Linked DNA regions of Homo sapiens: region 1 is linked to region 2. Evidence: chromatin loops called from intact Hi-C (ENCODE). Cell type or tissue: Calu3. All regions are shown on one strand.

Evidence for each region. A loop is a pair of places that touch in the nucleus more often than their neighbours do. Peaks named below come from ENCODE experiments on the same cell type or tissue, not always from the same donor. Only the 100,000 strongest peaks of a DNase experiment are listed, where the experiment ranks them.
Region 1: it touches region 2 in a loop (2.9-fold over the local background); 4 of 110 quality-filtered maps call a loop at or near these places.

Annotation. Positions count from the first base shown.
Region 1 is chr14:58,792,777-58,800,776 of GRCh38, reverse strand. It overlaps the pseudogene RPL31P4. Among named protein-coding and RNA genes, the nearest start is that of LINC01500, 32 kb to the left of the region's middle. In Calu3, no CTCF peak of the experiment used is centred here; a DNase peak (open chromatin) is centred at 3,676.
Region 2 is chr14:58,742,947-58,750,946 of GRCh38, reverse strand. LOC102723725 (a long non-coding RNA gene) reads right to left here and starts at 1,994. Exons shown (of 3, transcript XR_943915.3): 1 at 1,823-1,994; 2 at 1,371-1,495; 3 at 794-867. In Calu3, no CTCF peak of the experiment used is centred here; DNase peaks (open chromatin) are centred at 1,646 and 4,436.

The sequences.
Region 1 (8,000 bases), 50 kb before region 2:
CCAATAACTATTTCAATAGAAAATGCCACACAGGTAAGTGAGAATCAAAATGAACACCCAGATTCCCTAATCTACCTTTAAAAAGTGAAGAAGTGATCTGAGTCTCTAAGTTATCTTTCTAGTTGGAGCAAGAAGAATATTCCCATGGCAATGTCTTAGGCATCAACCATTTCAGCATCAATTCATTCATTAGTCTAAAATTCATTATATGCCTACTATTTATGCACCAGTGAGTATTCATTCTTAAAATGGAGATAACTGAACCTTATTATCTTATGAAGATAAAGTTTGTGAGGATTAGATGATTCATGTAAAGTACTTAGTACAGTGTCTGGCACAGAAGAAGCACTAAAAGAAAGCTAACAATGGATAACATTGTTGACAACAATAGTGGGCACTGGTACCACAAAGATAAATATTACTTTTATTAATCTCAGGTTGCTAAAGATCTAGCAGGGCAGATAGATGTGTGGCTATAACAAGGGTATATAGTGGCACCATAAATAAAATAACACTGTCTCCTGGATTTCCCAGAGTAACCCAGATTTCAAATATTCTGCCCCATTGACAGACCTTGAGTTCAATTCATGTCTGATTATCTTATGTATGAAATATGGTTTCTAGGGTGCGGTGGCTCATGCCTGTAATCCCAACACTTCTGGGAGGCTGAGGCGGGCGGATCACCTGAAGTCAGGAGTTCGAGACCAGCCTGGCCAACATGACAAAACCCTTCTCTAGTAGAATTACAAAAATTAGCTGGGCATGGTGGCATGTGCCTGTAAACCCAGCTTCTTGGGAAGCTGAGGCAGAATTACTTGAACCCAGCAGTTGGAGGTTGCAGTGAGCCAAGATCGTGCCATTGCAAGGCAGGCAGATCACCTGAGGTCGGGAGTTCAAGACCAACCTGAACAACATGGAGAAACCCATCTCTACTAAAAATACAAAATTAGCCAGGTGTGGTGGTGCATGCCTATAATCCCAGCTACTCGGGAGGCTGAGGCAGGAGAATCGCTTGAACCCGGGAGGCGGAGGTTGCGGTGAGCTGAGAGCACACCATTGCACTCCAGCCTGGGCAACAAGAGCGAAACTCCATAGCAAAAAAAAAAAAAAAAAAAAAAAAGAAAGAAAGAAAGAAAAGAAAAAGAAAAAGAAATATGGTTTCTACAGCTATAATAAAAACACAATGGAAACAATATAGCATTGAAGAGGCATTAGAAACTCTTACTTTTAACTAATGTACAGTTTTGTTGAAGAGCCTTATGCACATGGAACCATTAAAAAGCAAGATAAAACAGCAAATAATCAGGCTCAATTGCTTAGATCAGATAATGAGTGTTAAAATGCTAGTAAGAATTCAGAGTGCTTACTTTATGAAGAAACTGAAACTTGCATGCAAACTTAAATTGGGTCGGAATTTCATAACAAGAGATGAAGTAACAGGGAGAGGCTGAGCATCATTGTATGTGAAGAGGACAGTCAAGGTACAGGTCCAACTTCAGGTTCTAAAACTGCTTCCTCAAAAATGAAAAAGCAAACGTGTTGAGAATAGTAGGAGAAGACAATTCTACTATAAATAATAGTAGCCAGGAACAATGCTTTAGACAACACACTTCTTCAAGCAGCTGGAGAAAAGGAATTCACTTGTCCCTGGACAGCTTAGTGGAAGCTGGAGGTATAAAAACACTTTATTTAGCTGCAAATCCCCTTGCATGTATTTAGTACTTTTAGCTTTGCAAAGTCCTTGCTGTATGGTCTCACTTAAGTCTCCCTTGCTGCAGCCAGTGACTGAGTATGAAGCAAGATCCCCTTACAGCCCTCAGTTGTGTGTACAGTACAGTTTTCACAGTTCTAAAACACTGGCTAAGTAATCCATGTCTCTACCTTGCTGAATAAGAAAGCACCATTAATGGAATTGGGCCCCTAAGAAATGTAAAGTCAGCCTCAGTTTGGGAAAGACATTTGGTTAATGTTACATAATCACTGATTCTTATTTCCTTCTTAAATTTTGGATCTCATTTGAGACCATTTGGAAGCTAAATAAGAGCTCCTATATTATGGATTTCCTCATGTAATAAGTGGTAGGCATGTAACTGTGTTCTAGAGGAATTCAGAGTAAAAGAACAGCAAAGCATTAAAAGTTTTTTCAAATTGTCCAATAATGTAATATAGTAAGGGTTGTCTTTTGATTATGGAAATATATATACTGTAATATGTGCAGCTTTCCTGAACCATGCCTTCCCACTCCCTTGTGTTAGAGAAGTAGAATGTGCCCCCTCTACCAGGGGTATGAGATGTTTGCAGTCGATGCATGTCAAGCAGATTGACAGCATCCCCAGTTGCGTTTTAGCATTTTAGTCTGTGATAGCTACTCTTGGCAAACAAAGAAGTCTGGCTTTAAGTGGAGTTTACAGCACGATACAGACCCAACCTAGCTCTTCATAACCATAAGACTGTGCCTTTTCCCATCTGGCAGAGAATAATGACTTCGATTTAAGAACATCTTGATTCTGTTCGCTCCAAATACATTTACAGTGAAGGCATTGACTCTTTTTGTAAGTTCTTTCAACTTCCTCACCCCCACTGTTCAAAAAAGTAACAAATATGTACAGGTTAAGCAGTTTGCCTCCCATCAGCTGGAGAAACAAGATTTGACTAAAGTAGTCATTGTTGGGAGCCACAGGACAGAGCACCTAGAATTTAGGTGAATTTAGAGAATAAAGTTAAGAAGAATCAATAAACAGTGGAGTTTAAATAGCTACAGAAGCAGGTACCTCTATGAAATAGTTTACAAGGATATTGCTCCTGAAACTGGAGAAATTGGTAAATATCCTCAGGAAGATGACTGAAATGAAACTGACAGAAAAGAAAACTCACTGAAACATAGCTGGCATTGGCCAAGGATTGTTTTAGAAAAAGGTTTTCTTTTCTTTTCTTTTTTTTTTTTAAGACAGAGTCTTGCTCTGTCACCCAGGCTGGAGTGCAGTGGTGCGATCTCGGCTCACTGCAAGCTCTGCCTCCCAGGTTCACGCCATTCTCCTGCCTCAGCCTCCCGAGTAGCTGGGACTACAGGTGCCTGCCAGGACTACAGGTGCCCACCACAACGCCCGGCTAATTTTTTGTATTTTTAGTAGAGACGGGGTTTCACCGTGTTAGCCAGGATGGTCTCGATCTCCTGACCTCGTGATCTGCCCACCTCAGCCTCCCAAAGTGCTGGGATTACAGGCATGAGCCACCGTGCCAGGCCTAGTAAAAGGTTTTCAAAGGCAATGTATTAGCGAGGATTTCTTCATGTTTATCCAGCATCTTGAAGGAGAAATAACTCTAACACAAAAAAAACAGCCCTCAGAAATACCTACTGTCATTGCTATCATTCTATGTTGACGAAGGCATCTCTGGGCCTTTACCTTAGGTAGCTGCATGAAGGTACTTGCCAGAAAAAATACCCCCGCAGCCATGTATGACGCAAAGGATGATTCTAACAGGTTTTTTTTTGTACCAAAATAGGAATTCTGGTTTGCACATCAATGCCTTTTAAGTTTCATTAGTAAAACCTGGTCTCCTACGGGTTAATCATCTCTGTGTAATTAACTAAATTAAGTTTCTGAAACTATGAAGTGAAAACCACAGCTCACCATATGGGATGCCCTCTCCAAGGTACTGATTCCCCTGGGGTCCTGCCCACAGCTGCTGGACAACCTCACTCTGGACCTGTCTGTACCTGTGGCATCCTCCATTCAGTGGTCTAGATCAGTGCTTCTCAAGCTTAGGGTGCTTTCAAATCACCTGGGGATCCTTTTAATATGTAAACCTCTACATACACTCAACAAGCCAAGCAGATGCATTATTTTTTCTGCCCGGAATCTAAAGTGTTTCAGTTTCCTTATCCATGAAGTAAGAGGTCTGAAGAGCTCTCGATGGTGAACAGGTTTGCTCTCTTGAACCATTTGTGAAGGATTGGTCATGAGTGTGGTAGTGTTATGCTGGGAAGGAGTCTGAAGTTGTCTCAGGAAAGAACAATTGGTCAATAATGTCTGCCATGTGTTTAGCATAGCAGACATGTCATATATTAAAAATCCCATATAAATAATCTCCAAACTTCCTAACTTTCCATGATTCTTGGAATTCATAGTATTATTTTAGACATCATGGGAAAGAGAGAAATGTCTTTGCATAATGAAAACAAGCCATCTAGAATCCCAATATTTAACATCTGTGAGTGTGTTTGTGTATGTGTGTAACAGGAACAGTTGTTAAGCCCAGACTTTTGAGTTCACATTTTCTCTAGAGAAGTTCCAAAAATAACACATGCCTCTGGCTTGCTGGCCTCTGTCATCGTGGTACACAGCTTTGTCTGTGTGGTCAGGAGTAAAATGAATATGTCTATCACACTGCCAGAATTTCTACGTGCTGTTATGAAATAATTAGTTAAATTTTAATGAGACATGGAGGAGATCCAGGTAAGCCATGAGGAAGTTGTAAAAAAACGAGGAGAATTTCCTTTTTTTAACTTCCTTGTTCTTGTTATTATTTAATTTACTATATATTAATATCTAGTGGAAGCAAATCACCTAAATGTCTAATGTTAAGATATACCCATCTGATGAACTGTTACATAGCCATTAAAATTATCAAGGAAATCTTGTAGTAACAATGTGAAATATTTATGTTGTAAGGTAGAAGGAAAATGGAACATGAAAATGTTCACAGCTATTAAAATATATCCATCAGAAGGGGAAAGAAGGAATGAAAGTAGCTTCAAAATATTGTTGTTTTTGAAGAATAAGTCCACAGGTACAATGTTTCTTAATTTTTTAAGTTTGTTACAATAAATATATATCTATGCAGCTTTTACAAAGGGAAATAAATTACAAAAACTTACTATGTTTGGTTTAAATGAATGTTTCCCTTGTTAGTTATAGAAGTAATTTAACAATATTAAGGCAAACTGGGAGTGTGGATTCACCTATAATCTCATTACTTGGCAACCTGACAATTTTACTTTTAGTTTATTATCATAAATATATTTTGAAGTTTGAAATAAAAAATGAGAAAAGTGTCTGTGCCTGAACTGTTAGTTTGTAAAACTCAAAGGAAGCTAGAAATGTCTGTAATTTTAAAAGGAGTTATACATTAACTCAAAACCCATATCTACATAAGCTCAGGACTTCAAAATACGCCACCTTCTGATTGGTAATGGATCGATGCAAAGGATTCAGACTAGAGTTATTCTATAAATGATTTTATGTCTTTCAGTTTTAAGCTGACTGCAGGGAATAAAAAGCCAGCTTTTCCCATATGTGAAAAGACATCAAGATAACAATAATATAAATAACAATTATCTAGAATTTTTCCACCTACAAAGCACTTTTAGCTGACTTATTCTTAGCAACCCTTGGAGGTAGGTATAATTATGCCTTCTTTATAGATTAAGATACTGAGGCTCAGAGACATTAACAGATTACACAGTTAAAATGAGATACAAATTTGAATTCCCAAGCATTTTCACTACTGCCACGTGTAGAAGCTTGAATGTTTTGATGAAAACTCTACCCTCCCTTTCAGAAAGAGAAACTCTACCCTTCGTTTCAGAAAGAGAAAGATCCTGTCATCAAGAGATCCTGGTTAAAGCTTTTAGCACAGTCATTCTCAGAGAAGCACAGAAGTTTATGAGAATCATTTGTAGGAGCTTTTACTTTTTTTTTTTTGGCAATTTTATAACTTTATTTGATGTATCTGACGATCAGGGATTAGTTCTCATCCACATTGACTGTCTGTAGATTTTTGAAAGTGGTAACAGTTACATAGGTAACCAAAGTATATAGCTTATTTGGTGAATCTTCATCCTCATTACGTTTTCTGGACAGCCTCACATGGATTCGGTATAGGACATTCCTTATTCCTTTGGCCCAGACAGCTTTGTTGAGCCTGGTGTCAATGCGCACATCTGGAGTTCCCATCTCCTTCATGGCAAATTTCCGAATCTCTTTGAGTGCCCAAGGTGCACGTTTCTTGAAGCCCACTCCATGGATGCGCTTGTGAATGTTGATGGTATATTCTCGGGTTACCACTTCGTTGATGGCAACGGCCCGTTTTCTTCTCGCCACCCTTCTTTGCGGGAACCATTCTGCCGCGTCCAAGTTGGAAAGGCGGGGCTTTTTCAAATGTACACTACCACCACCCTGAGGTTCTCTTATACCTCCCTAAAGGCAATGTGTTCCCTATGCCCAGTGAGAATTGTGCCCCATTGTGCACTGGCATTAGGGATATGCAATGTCACTGTTTTCTGTCATTCACCTGTGCTAAGGCAGAAGATGGATTGAAAACTATATGCCATAGTTCTGTTCTTCTGTTTTGGCAGAAGAAAAACTCTAGGGAATGTAAAGCCTGCTGTGGCTAAGAGTTATAAAGGTCCTAGAGCTCTAGACAGCCTGGACATGTCAAGAAAGATTCCAAAATTGGGTAGTTTTTCTTAAAGAAAGGTCAGAATTCACTAGAGTGAGACTCAGGGTGTGCGTTCTTCTCCATTTGTGCACCACCCCACATCCATCCTCTGTTCCTCCATGGCAGCCTAGGTCCTCAGGGAACTGATGCTTACAGATAGCATTCTCTAAGTTTTTTTGTGCTTGGGTTTTTTGTTTGGTTTTTTTTTTTGTTTGTTTGTTTGTTTGTTTTGTTTTTTGAGATGGAGTTTCACCCTTGTTGCCCAGGCTGGAGTGCAGTGGTGAGATCTCAGCTCGCTGCAATCTCCGCCTCCCAGGTTTAAGCAATTCTTTTGCCTCAGCCTCTCAAGTAGCTGGGATTACAGGTATGCGCCACCATGGCTGGCTAATTTTGTATTTTTAGTAGAGACAGGGTTTCACCATGTTGGTCAGGCTGGTCTCGAACTCCTGACTGCAGGTGATCCACCCTCCTTGGCCTCCCAAAGTGCTGGGATTACAGGCGTGAGCGCCCGGCAGTATTCTCTAATTTCTTCAGGCTCAGATGCCCCGGACGGTTCAGCCAATGGAAGGCAACAGCAGGAGAGATGAGGGTATTTCTCTGCTGCTCGCTCCCTACTCAGCTTCATGGTTCACAATCTGGCAGTGGCACCATCCCTCCCTGACTGTAGCTCCTGATGCAGTTGCAGTCAGCTCCCCTTCTATAGCCCCAATTTTTAATGGGCCTTAGTAACAACACTCTTCCTTCCCCTCCACTCTTCAGTTCTAGGAAACAGTTTCTCAATGTTGCTGGTCCCTGAGTGCTTCAACATTCCTTGTTGGTCCTTTTAACCCTGCCACAGCTCTGTAAATCGTCCCTTTATGAAAATTCCTACTTACACCTAGTTATTCATATTTCTTTCAATCCTGCTCAAAACTCCCTTTAAATGCTATGCTACTGTGATTAGTTGACATTACTGCGTGGATATCTTACTAAAGGATATGCTGATATTTTGTTAATATGTAATCTAACCTAAATAATCCCTAAGGCTCCATGTGGCTCAGTCTTAGCTGTGAGTCACAGTCAAAAGAAACATAAATCTGGCTTCGTAAACTTTGGACCATATTGTAGATCTTTTCTGTAGGTTTTTAACTAGGCCATCTAGGGGTTTTATACAGGATATCAAACAGAAAACTTCCCAGAAATTATCTTTAGGCTCCAGTACTTAGTTCTGAAATTCTGCACACGGTAAAATTGCTAAAATTTCTCCTACTGTCTCTCATTTTGGAGGGTGCCTCACCACAATTCTATTCATTTCTCCACTTGTCTGTGAGCACCTTTCCTGGCTTCCCAGCCAGGTGCGACCATCAGGACTTACCCAAGCTCTGGCCACCTGGTTGGAGAACTCACTCTGTAACCCCATGTTACCCCATCCTTTCTCAGTCCTATGAGAAGGAGGCATGTAGCCTTCTGGGAATTCCTCTGATGGCTTTTCATAAATAAATTTCATGAAAAATTTCAGATGAATAAAATTCTTCCCTTCACGTTGGTGAGAACATTTTATATACTAAAGTTATCCCTGC
Region 2 (8,000 bases):
GTGGGAGGGGGCCTTTCCCAGGCCCCCAAGAGGGGACGCCCAGGTCCGTAGCCATGGCTTGGGCAGCTGCAGCTACACTCCAGAAGGGCAGGGCTCCTGCCCAATCCCAGCTCCCAAGAGCACAGGGATGCCCAGGTCCACAGCCACAGCTGGATGGCCGCAGCTGCTCCCAGGGAGCACAAGGTTCCTGCCCTGCCAGGGCTTCTGCCTTTTCCCGGCTCCTGCTGGCTCTTTGGAGTGTGCAGCCCTGGCCATGCCTCACCCCCTGAAGCCAGCATCATGGCAGCAGCCGCTCCAGACAGGCCTCCACTACCATCAGTAGTATGTGCCTTGTAAGACTTTTATGAGGATCTAATTCAATTATGCTTGTAAGATAGATGACTAGAATGAAGGAAGGGAGTGTGGCAAGGAGCTGGCTATTTGTTGGGTGATATTGTTGACCTTATGCACAGCAAAAACTAGTCATCTACCTCATTCTATTTGCAAAGTCTCACAGCTTTTAATCTCATGCACCACCCAGAATGTAAACAAAATATGGGTAGAAGCACCTTTATTTATCACAATTTTCTGGCTCACTATTCTATTTCATTTACGTCCTGAGTATGTTCACATATACTACAGAACAAGTCTCAAATAAGTGTGAACAGAATACTGCCCAAATTGATGACCATCTTAATTGTTTTCTTCTGGCTTGTCCACTAATTGCCAGAAGAAATGAAAGTAAGAGAGAGAGGCCAGGAAGAAGGGCAGGGAACAAAAGAAGGCGTGAGAGAGAGAAGGGATAAGGAAGAGACCTAAAGGCAGTTCCTTGGGCTGGCTCAGGGAGATGCCTGGAACAGACCATGCAGAGACTCTTCAATTTTATAGCTGAAAAAGCCAGTAGTCACATTTTAGTACCTTTGTCTCCAAGCAGGACTACAATTAACCCTAACTCCTCTAGACCAATGGGGGATCTGTCCCAGACCTTAAGGATCCCTGGGAAAAGCCAAAGTTAGCAATCCCATTTCTCCTATTAATTAGAACTTCACTCCAAACCACCGTCTCTAGATCTCAACTTAGATGTGCAATGGTGTGCCTTTATTTCAAATTTCCATGTTGCACTGTAAGATGTCAATTGCATGGGAAGAAACCATAGAGAAAAACAAGAAAGCTGGTTTCTTTGATTTAACAGACAATGTATAGACCATTTGGGCACTGGCCCAGGGAAGTTTGGAAAAAGGGATTAAGTCCCTTAAAGATTGGTGTTTCCCATAGGGGGCCTCAGCAGAAGGGTAACTATTAAGGAAGGAAAAGTAGCCCCACCTACAAAAAAGGAGGTTATGATAGATCTTTATATTTCTCATATTAATTCAAACATTTTCTAGCCATACCATAAGCAAGAATAAAGACAAATTTGCAAGTTTCCTGTTATTTTGTCCCTGTCAGGCTGTGAGAACAGCAGCATTGAGATCCTCTGAAGTCCTGGTGAGAGCAGATGACAAGTCCGTGAGTGGCCCTGTGAAGTGAAAGCAGGAAGTTCGACTACATGAAAGATTTATAGTTGTGGTGACCAAGCCTCTAGAGGCCCTTGCTGCTGACGCTGCCCTTATCACAGGTCCAACCCTCATTTTGTTAGAATTTCTGTGGTAGATGCTCTGCTGATCCCAACCCATCCAAAGCAGCACTCACTACCTCCAGAAGACATTGGCTTTGGGCCAAAAGTAAACAACTTTCTGAGTCATTTAAATTCTGAAAGCATCTGTGTGGCAAGGTCTCTTTGAAAACATTGCTAAGTTCTCCACATAGCCTCATTTGCCCACCACAACAACCCACGAGCACTCACCCTCAAGTTGATACACAATTCGCACAAGATTCCAGAAATGACAGATCTGGTGCATGCTGTTAAAGAATTAAACAAGACTTGTTCTTAAATCAAAAATGCAACTCCTGGAAGCCAGTTGGCATTATGTTTTAAAGTTGATCGTGCTTCATTTCTAAGTGTTAAAGAACGCATAGTCTAGTTTACACAGAATGTATATCTATAAACACGTATGAGTATACATAGATATATACATTTATATAGTATATACATATATGTATATAGATATATCTATACACACATACACACACACACATACACATGCACAGTAGTTCCACCTTATCCATGCTTTCACTTTTCATGGTTTTACTTACCCTCAGTCAGCTGTGGTTCAAAAATATTAAATGGAAAATTCCGGAAATAAACAATTCATAAGTTAAAAAAGAAGTTGAGGCCAGGTGCGGTGGCTCCTGCCTGTAATCCCAACACTTTGGGAGGCCGAGGTGGGCGGATCACAAGGTCAGAAGATTAAGACCATCTTGGCTAACACGGTGAAACCCCATCTCTACTAAAAGTACAAAAACAAAATTAGCCAGGCGTGGTGGCGGGCATCTGTAGTCCCAGCTACTCAGGAGACTGAAGCAGGAGAATGGGGTGAACCCAGGAGGCGGACCTTGCATTGAGCTGAGATCACGCCACTGCACTCCAGCCTGGGTGACACAGCAAGACTCCGTCTCAAAAAAAAAAAAAAAGAAGTTGACTGTGCTTATACCCTTCAGCTCAGCATTCCATTCCTAGATATATACTCAAGAGTAATAGTTACACATATATACCTGGAGAGGAACAGAAGAAAGTTCATAGCATTGAACAGCATAATACTAAAAAACTGGAAATGACAAAATACCTATCAATGGTAGGATAAATAAATAAATGGCATATATCAATGTAATGAAGGATTATGCAGCAGTGAAAATAAATGAACTACAGCTGTGTTCAACAACACAGAAAATTTTAGTATCATATTAAGTGAAAAAGGCAAATTCCAAGAAACTTCGTATAGCATTACACTCTTTATATAAAGTTTTAAAATAAATAAAACTGAATGATATATTGTCATAAGTCAAAAACAATGAATAATGAATGCCTCTGAGGGTATTAGAAGAAGACAGAATAAAGAAGAGTGCTTGGGTCTTGAGGTAAGTTGATTCGGTTCCAGTTCTGGCGTGGGTGATGATTTCACAGGGACTTACGGTATCACTTAATTAACTTTTAAAAGGGTCATACATAGACAAATGATAATAATATATAAAACAAATAAACAGGCGATTACTCCACAAATATTCCCTGAGTCTTTGTGTTGGGTATAAATGTAACAATAACATCTTTGTAGCAGAAGGAGAGAGGGCTAAAAACCTCTGCAGGAGGCTTTCTCACTGTTTCTCTCCCTGGTATACTCAGAACTCATTACTCACAATAAAATCGAGTTACCATTCAGGAAAGTATTTCACAGATTAAAAAAAAAAACCAACCAACAACAACAACAACAAAAAACAGTCCCATCAGGGCAATTTTGTCAATGACAGTTTCGTCAGCCTCCAAACACAGCAGAGTGGAAAACTGGTCATTCTTCAACTTTATCATGTTTATTTTGCTGGTCTTAGGCAATCCTTAAGCAAGTTTGACAAAACCCAGCTATTGCTCAATAAACCTCAGCCTTCTTGCTTGTTGTAGCAAATAAAATTAGTTCTGTATCTATGTTCTGAACCACGGTGGCCACCCAAGATCTAGGGATGTATCCTTGTGGTTGGCCTGGTTGGCAAAGCCTAACAGAAGAGTGGAGTGAGCTAACCCAGAAGGGAGTCAGGCGGTGGGTGTGACGTTCCTCCTCTGAAGAAGACTTGCCCGCCTGCAGGTCACCCAGCACTGCTCCCCACGACCTCCCCACTGCTCATCCCCATCGCCCACCTTCAGGTCATACAGCACTGCTCCCCGTGGCCTCCCCACTGCTCATCCCCATCCCAGAGATGTAAACTCACAAACACCCTTCCAGATGAATGGAGGGAATTGGTTAGAAAGAAATAGTTCCATTTTATTAAGCATTTTCAAATTACTCAAGGAAAACAAAAATTATCGTTACTAAAACAGTTGCCTGATTTAGGACTGTTTAGTCTGTTGACTGCTGTGTGAGTAATGACCAACTGAACCGACTCTATTTCTTGTACCATTTTAGTGCCCCAAATAGAAATTCTTGCACTCTATAGAAATTCCCCTTCTATAATGAGGGGGAAATACTAATATAATTAGTCTCTGCCATTTAGGAGCCCCCTTTCTGTTCAGAAACCTCAGATGTCTCAATCCCCATGTGAACAACATGAGCATCATTAGCAATCCATGTGACCAGGAGTAATACTATTTTGGAGCAAAAAGGCCTCGTCAAGAAAGTGAGCTTTCCAAAAGTCTGCAATTAACAAGAAATAGGCACAAATCCAGGCTACCTAGTCCTAAGAACTCCTGTCTCTGTCTTTTTTTTTTTTTTTTTTTTTTCTGCAGAATAAGGCCATTCCTATGTGCTACCTTCTCATCAAGGTGCTATGAACATAGAGAGCTGCTGGGGCTGTGGAGTTCTTGGACAAAAGCCATGATAATGCAGTGACAACTACCTCCTGGAATTTCATCTGCAAACTCAGATGACACAATAACCTCTGCGGGAACTATATAAGCCCTTGTCATTTATCATGCATAAAACATATTTCAAGCCACTTCTTGGAGGAAGCTTCACTTAGAGCCAAATGGAGCAAATCAGACTGTGTTCTCTCCCAGCCAGCCTTGAGACAGGAGAAGTTCTTATCAATCTTTCTGATTCTCTTCCAAGGGCTCCATTCACAGGCACAGTGGCCCCCAAGGTCAAGTCCTATATTGGATTGATATGTTGTTATAAAAACCCACAGGAGTCTGCACCTCTGGCCATGACCCATTGCCCCTCTTCGAGGTGATGAGGTGAATGCTAGATGGTCCCTAACTATACAAGATGACTATCACATGACATAACTGCAAAAAGAAGAGAGAGAGATTTCCAACAAAATGGTGATTCCCAAACGTGGGGCTTTACTAGAACAAAAAAGCACCCTCAGGAACTGGCCAGATTTAGCACTTCCGGGTGAGCTATCTTAACAATGCCTGGGCCTTGCCTAAGCCCATTGGTGAGGCCTCATCGAGGCAGCAATGTCCCAGCCATGAAGGTGAGGCAATGGCACAGTTGAGCCAGGTTGAGAGTCTTAACACAGCGTTGGGTGCCTTTGGATAAGCCAGGCTCTGCTGTGTGGCCATCCCTTCACCCGCTTTGGGGATGGGATAAGGAGGGCAGGCCTGCCCACCAGCTCTGTCCTCTCCATCTTAGCATTCTTTCCACATATCCACGGTTCCTTATACTCTTGCCTTACCCAGCAAAACCCCTTTTCTCCCCATGGGACACTCAGCTCACCTGCCATAAAGGAACCTCATCTTTGCTTAGCCAAAACCAATAGCCCTACTCAAAGGAGAAAAGGGCAGGGAGGCTTTTGGGTTCTCTTGACAGAGACAATAGACTTTACACCAGGGGCCATTTTTATTTGTTCTGTCAGTGCACAAATCATGTGTTTGGATGGCATATCCCAAAGCAGCATCTGGGAAACCAGACCCCAGTGAGCTCCACTCAGGTTTGTTTTGTCATACTTCCCCCACACACAACGCCTCAAGGGTGCTAAAATCAGCTCAGGATGACATAAGGAAGAGCTGTCCTCAGGCTTATCTTCCCAAAAATCTGATGGTTGAAGAGAAAATAATTTGAGGGTATCTCCAGCCTTCTGAAAGTAAGAGATTGATGGCTTCTTGCAGTTTTGAGGATTCACCACCCACCGAGTGTGCTCTCCAAAAGCTCCCTAAGCAAGCAACAGTGGAATGTGGCTGGAAAAGAACAAATGAATCCAGGCTAGCAGCAACCTGCTTGAGTAATGGATCAACAAGTTTTACTAAAATACAGCAGACCAGTACAATCGATACAGTCGCCTGAACAGAAAACCACTGCAGGACAGATCGTTTCTTCTGAGACAGGATGTCTGAGAACTAACTTTTTGGGGGGATCCTTACTGACTTGCCTTATGATTACCACAGTTTTTATTGCTCCATTTAAACATAAATCAGTCACCCTGGGTGCTAGTCACAACCCAGCCTGCGTTCTCTATTTCACACATGTGCTGACTGCCTGATGTTGTGCAAATGAAACAAAACCCTGAGATTCACTCCCCTCACACTGTTCTGAGTGTGGAGAAAAATCAGGATCTTTTTTTTTTTTTTTTTTTGCTTGATGTCTCCCATAAGCAATTCCTTCTATTCCCTTAAGCCCTAAATGTCATGTAGGGTATAAATGGAATTGCTGCTGAAATTTAAACACCTCTTTCTCAACAGTCTATTAAAATCAAGCTTTTGAGGATGGGTAAAATAACTCCAAATTGGGTCTGTTGGCCTTGAGATTAGCAGATGAGAATCTATCTTGATACATTAACCTCCTGGAGTTAGTGGGGCATTTATTCAGCCTTAGAGGGTCGAAGGGCATTTCATCCTAAGTTGTGAAGGCAATGATATAAAACTTGTTAAAAGGATGGGCAGTATTTCCTCTGTGCATGTTAAGACACTAAGAAATATACAGTGAAGTGGATTCTTTCACAAATATACAGTCTCCCAGTCTGGCACAACACAGACAAGGGGAAATGTGGCTTATTTATTTCTGCCCCATCTAAATCCTTTATTTCCTCTCCTGAAAATACCCCAATGGCATACCAGCTGTGACCCGGCTTCTGATGTATGTGTATATTTCAATTGCTTGTTGATGGTATTAAGAATCGAAGCATCCCTAAATCCAGCTCACAGGAAGCCAGGCCATAGCTACTAATATTAGATTACATTCTAATTATTTATTCTATATCCCTCTTCACACCAGTATTCTAAGACCAACAGATCAAGGTTTGCCACTGAATATTAATGCTACTGTTCAGCAGTATTCTAGAGCTGCATTTGTGTGTCCCCCTGGACAGGGAGACCAACCACAGGCCAAAACGGAAATCCAGACCCTGCTCAATATCACATTAGCATGTCTCTTCCTATCGTGGTCACAAAAAGTCATTTCCCAGTTGTCCCACATGAATAGCTCCTTTACCACTTACAATGTGAATGAAGCCCAAACTATCTACTTTGTGCAAAATAATAAAAGCGAATTGTCCTTTCTTTAAAAAATAAAAAGCAGGCAAGCAGACCACCTTTGCCCTTTTTCTTTGTAAAAGCAGCTGCTTCTGTAGATTTACCCTATCTCCTAGAATTTACTGCCAGCCTACCTACATCAGGAAAAACAAGAGACCTCCATGGAAGGAAAACTTCCTGATGGGAGAGCAGTCCCCAGGCTGGTGTGAGAGCCGGCCACAAGGCAAGCAAGCAAGCAACCACGACAATCTGAAAGAATGTGGGATTTATTTGGGCTACTATAACAAAATAGCATAGAGCGGACGGCTTATGAACAACAGATATTTATTTCTCACAGCTATGAAGGCTGACACGGCACTGGCAGATTCAGTGTCTGGTGAGGGACCACGTCTTCACAGATGCCTGTCTTCTCACTGTGTCCTCACATGGCAGAAGGCTCAAGGGATCTCTCCAAGGTCTCTTTTATAAGGGCACTAACATCATTCATGAGGGCTTTGCCCTCAATACCTAATCACCTTGCAAAGTCTTCATCTCCAAATACTCTCAACTCAGGGGTTAGGATTTCAACATGAATTTTGGCAGGGAGGGGGAGTGGTGGGGAGAAACATTCAGATCTTCACACCTGTGGTGCTCCAGTGTTCCTCTTGTGCCTTTTTAGTCTGCCAGTGTCTTTTTTGAAATTATTATTATTATTATTATTATACTTTAAGTTCTGGGATACATGTGCATAACATGCAGGTTTGTTACATAGGTATACATGTGCCACGGTGGTTTGCTGCACCCATCAACCTGTCATCTACATTAGGTATTTCTCCTAATGCTAACCCTCCCTTACCCCCCAACCCGAAGACAGGCCCTGCTTATATTAGCGTATTCTACAATTTATATGGGTGATAGTACATAGTATGTACTATGTAAAACTAAAGCTATGTATTAGTAGTACATATATTAGCGGGGAAAGGTGCCACTG